Linked DNA regions of Homo sapiens: region 1 is linked to region 2. Evidence: chromatin loops called from intact Hi-C (ENCODE). Cell type or tissue: PC-9. All regions are shown on one strand.

Region 1 (2,500 bases), 110 kb before region 2:
CAAGATATCCTCAGGAGCCAACAAGTACTGTACTTAGTACTCTTCACCATACACTAAGTAATCACAGCCTTCTATGTTCCTGCACTCTTCTGAGTCTAATGGATTTGGTGGCCCTCATAATTGATCTTTCTGCTGTGCCTTCTTGTTGCTGCCCCTGCTGCTACAGGTTAGCTCTGCACACACATTTCACACACATACACCTCCCCTTGAATTGTCTTATCATGTTAGAGTGGGCTGGGGAAACTAACCAATGTTTAAAAATGCATATAAGGCTGGGCACGGTGGCTTACGCCTGTAATCCCAGCACTTTGGGAGGCCAAGGTGGGCAGATCACCTGAGGTCAGGAGTTCGAGACCAGCCTGGCTAACATGATGAAACCCTGTCTTTACTAAAAATACAAAAAATTAGCTGGGCAAGGTGATGGGTGCCTGTAATCCCAACTACTCGGGAGGCTGATGCGGGAGAATCAGTTGAACCCTAGAGGCGGAGGTTGCAGTGAGCTGAAATCTTGCCACTGCACTCTAGCCTGGGCAACAAGAGCAAAACTCTGTCTCAAAATAAATAAATAAATAAATAAATAAATAAATAAGCATATAAAATAAGAAAAGGCTAAAACAACTCTGATATTTTGGGGGCATTTACTTAGTGTAAAGACCTTTCACTTGCTTTGATATTTTCCTCTATATTTTGGATCATTACATTTACCAGGCAACTTTTTTTCCAGATAAGTGAATTATTATTGTATTCTACTTCCTTTATAATATTTTTAAGCATTATTCTTTATATTTAATGATAGGAAAGGATTTTGGTTGAGTGTTCATCTCTATAGTTTTCTTTTTATATATCCTGCATGTTAAAATAGGTTAGAAATTTTTTAAAAAAACAGGAATTCATAAAGGCATACCAATAATTAATTGATAAAACAAATGGAGAAAAAGGAAATACTCTTGCTTATGGTAGAGTGTTGAGAGATTGTTGAAGTTAGAAAATCATCATTTTGCAACCAGTTAGGGCAAAGATTGGGTAAGGCAAAAACCATCTTATATCTAAACATAGGAAGAAATGTTGATGAGGAACAAGATATTTGCATGATCTTAGAGTATTTTTCCATAGACTTCTTATTAGTTGCAAGGAAATGAGTAATTATACACTGGATAAATTGGACAAAACCCTCACCAGGTGATCAAAATTAACATCACAATTGAGGGACAGACGGACATCATTTGCCTCCAGATGTGATTCCCCGAAGACATAGCATATAATGAGGAAATGAGGAATCTAATGAGGAAATACCAGACAAATTCCAAGTGAGCAACGTTTTGTTTTGTTTTTTAAAAGAGGTAAGGGGTGCTGTATCCTTCAAAGATGTCACTGTCATAAAAGACAAAGGCTGTGAAAATATTCCAGCTGAAGAGCCATGACAACTAAATGTAATATGAGATACTAGACTAGATTCTTTCCTGGAGGAGGAAAAAAATGCTATATTGGACATTATTCAGTTAATTGGAAAACTGATGGTAGATTGATCAGATAAAAATATTTCATCAATGTTAAAGTCACTGAAATTGGTAACTGTGCTGTGGTTATGTCTCTATTCTTAGACAATATATACTAAAGTATTTCAGAATAAAGGGCCAGGACATAGGTATGGTTCTGAAAAAACACACACACACACACACATATATAGTGAGAGAGAAAACAGAAATGATAAAAAGGTAAAATGTTAATAATAGGCGACTCTGGGTAAAGAGTAGATATTATTTGCAGTCTTTCTATAATTTTGAAATTAGTTCAAAATAGAACGGTTTATTTAAGGTTACAATTTTAAAGAAGCAAGAGCAGCAGAAGTAAGCAATTCATAGACTATAACATCAGAGTAATTTTAAATAACCACCTTACTGCAAGATCCCTTATGCTTTCTGAAGTTGTTGACTGCCTCCATGAAATTGTCTCACCTTTCAGGTTAAAATTAGAGACAAGATGTCTTATAATTGAAGAGGCATCTTATTCACCTTTTCATTTTATAAATGAGGGAACTGAGACTCAGAGATTCAAGAGACTTGCTCAAAGTCCCTTAACCAGTTATGACAGAGGACAATCTTGATTCTACTTCTATCTCTACAACTGCTAAGCTGCTACTGCCAGTTTCTATCACTGTCTCTCTTCTCTCCTTCCTGACTCTGAGTTTCCTAATAGCTTTGTATTGTCTTCTTTCTATGATTATACAAGGAACCCATATGCGGCCTTACTCTTTGAACTATCACTGCTCCACTAGTAATTCTTACCCAGGCTTCTGTAGCACATCTCTCATTGCCCCCATGATGTCTACATTAGGACATTTCATCATCAGTTCAACCTCTGTAGGTTCAAACTGAAAAACAAATAGAAGAAAAAATTGTAACGGCTAAGAAAATCTATTCAACCTTACCAATAATCAAAGAAATGCACATTAAAACAAGATTTGTTTTGCCTAATAGCTTGCCCAATTAATAAGATTTGT
Region 2 (2,500 bases):
TTTCTTGTGAGGACTTCCCTGACATCGAAGACTACTATGGTTTACTCCTCTGGGCTCACACAGCACTTGGTCTCTATTGCTGACCTATACATGGTTATCACATAGTTCAAGAATTCCTTGACTCTTGGGGCATAGTTGTCACCTTTTAGGTAGTCTGCTAATCCTATGACTCCTCTCTATTTTTTCAAGACTTGCCTCTTACGCAGCAACCCTATTTGGCCACAGCTGATGGACAAGGGTGAACCCCTGGGCCAATAAGATTCTCTCTTCAGGGACTTTAGAATTGACAGCCAGGATGTTGGTCAGTATTGCTGGAAGTGAGAACACGGCCTTCAGGAGTTGACTCAGCCTTTGTGAAGTGCCCATTTTTGGCCCACCCAGGTACACAGAGGTAGAGAATGTTGTCTGCCAAGGAGATCCAAAAGCAATGAACAGACACCAGAAGCCACGTAACCCAGTGAGAGAAAATGACTGAAAGAAAGCACCTTGGTATCTGAAAGCTTTCTAATTCAGGGTTCCAGTGCTTGAGAGGCCCAGCTATAGTTTCAGCAGCTTTGGGCTCTGTGAACTATCCCTGTATAAATAAATGTCTCCCTTGTGTTTAAGAAAGATGGGTATCATAAAATCATGTGAATGTTCGGTAATAGAGACACATCCAAAGTTTCACGGGGCACCTGGAGGTGAGGGAAAGTAGTCAGGAATGGCTTTCTGTAGAAGGTGATGTTGGTTGGACCAGTAGGGAGGGCACTTCAGACAGCGAGAACAGCATAAGCAATGCTGGGAGCTGCAAGCAGTTCAGTGTTGCTGGCACATAAAGGCATGGACTGGCCAGGAGTGAGGCTGGCCGGAGAGGGTGGCCAGGGGCCCAGTCAGGAGCATCTTGGGTGCCATGGGAAGGAGCCTGGACTTTATCCTGCAGGTCAGGGGTTCTCAACCATGTTTGCACATTAGGATTTCCTGGGAAATTTTAAAAAGAAATATGGTTTCTTTCTCCCATCCAGTCCACTTAAATCAGAATCTCTGGGAATGGAAGCAGGAACTGATTTTTTTTTTTTTTAAGGGCCCAGGTGATTCTAATGAGCAGATAGGCTGGAGAACCTGACAGGATGCCTTGAAGGGGTTTAAGTGAGATATAGACATGGTTTTAGAAAGATCACCATAGATGCTAGACTTTGAGGATGAGACAGAAGGCGGGGTGACTGTGGGCAAACTGCTGCAGTGTGCAGGGAGACGCTGAAGAGAACCTGAAATGGGATGAGGGTGCCAGAATAGAGGGGAAGTTTGCAAACATTATTTAGGAGACAAAATAGTTTTCAGTTTAAGATTTAGTGACTGGAGAGAGATGGAAGGTAGTCAGGGTTGTCCTGAGGGTCCTAGCTTGGGTGACTAAAATTGCCCCAGGCGGCACTCACCAGGGTTAAGCTGTGGATGTGTGGAATATGAGGTGGTGCCTGGTAAAGATCAGGCAGCTGAATAAGGCACCTAAGGCTTCAGGGCTAGACCAGGTGGAAACAAATTTCAGTTTCACAGCTCATTTTGAGTGTTGTCATTTATTTTTTATCATTTATTGAGGAGAACCTCCAAAAAAAAGTCACTTTTGTAGGTTACAAGGTGTTATGGGTGTTGAAAGCAGAGTGAGCCCCACCCCAGACCACCTCCTGAGACAGGGTGTGATGTGTGTCTCCAAGTGCCTTGAAGTCAAGTGACTTCTCAGAGAGGTCTAAAATTAGCAGAGCAGCTGTGCCTAGTGGGTGGCAACACCTCAGCTCACTAGGCCGAGAATGGGGCCTTCCTGCTGTGGGCTCTGTTGTGTGAGTAGGTCAGGAGTTAAAAGCAAGAATCTGTTTCTTTGGAGAATTTCCCCAGGAGCTGCATGTAGTCCCAGTGTGCTCAAAGAGAAGAGAAAATGTCTTCTGTTGCCAGGTGGAAGGGAAAGAACAGGGAGGGGTATGTTGGAAAGAAGCTTCATAGAAGGGCTGATTTTCAAGAACGTTCTCTATGGAAATGACGCCCTTAATGACAGGTGAGGAGTGGAGGAGCTCACACTGGGGAGTCAGTTCTGACAACTGGAAACCTGCTGTGGGCTGTGTTTTGCACAGAATAATGCTGTGTAGATGCTTTTTTTTTTTTTTTTTTTTTTTTTTGAGACAGAGTCTTGCTCTGTCGCCAGGCTGGAGTACAATGGCGCGATCTCGACTCACTGCAAGCTCCGCTCCCGGGTTCACACCATTCTCCTGCCTCAGCCTCCCGAGTAGCTGGGACTACAGGTGCCCACCACACCCAGCTAATTTTTTTTTTTTTTTTTTGTATTTTTAGTAGAGATAGGGTTTCACCGTGTTAGCCAGGATGGTCTCAATCTCCTGACCTCATGATCTGCCCGCCTCAGCCTCCCAAAGTGCTGGGATTACAGGCGTGAGCCACTGCGCCCGGCCTGTAGATGCTTTCTTGTTGTGGGTTTTCACTCTCGGGGGTGGTTCAACCTGGCCTCCAGATCAGGCCT

The links. Peaks named below come from ENCODE experiments on the same cell type or tissue, not always from the same donor. Only the 100,000 strongest peaks of a DNase experiment are listed, where the experiment ranks them.
Region 1: a loop joins it to region 2, with 16 times the contacts of the local background. A loop is called at or near these places in 9 of 110 quality-filtered maps.

The regions. Positions count from the first base shown.
Region 1 is chr1:178,718,305-178,720,804 of GRCh38, reverse strand. No RefSeq gene overlaps it. Among named protein-coding and RNA genes, the nearest start is that of RALGPS2, 5.7 kb to the left of the region's middle. In PC-9, no CTCF peak of the experiment used is centred here; no DNase peak of the experiment used is centred here.
Region 2 is chr1:178,605,410-178,607,909 of GRCh38, reverse strand. No RefSeq gene overlaps it. Among named protein-coding and RNA genes, the nearest start is that of C1orf220, 64 kb to the right of the region's middle. RefSeq lists enhancers at 1,690-1,829, 1,840-1,989. In PC-9, no CTCF peak of the experiment used is centred here; no DNase peak of the experiment used is centred here; H3K27ac peaks cover 534 bases.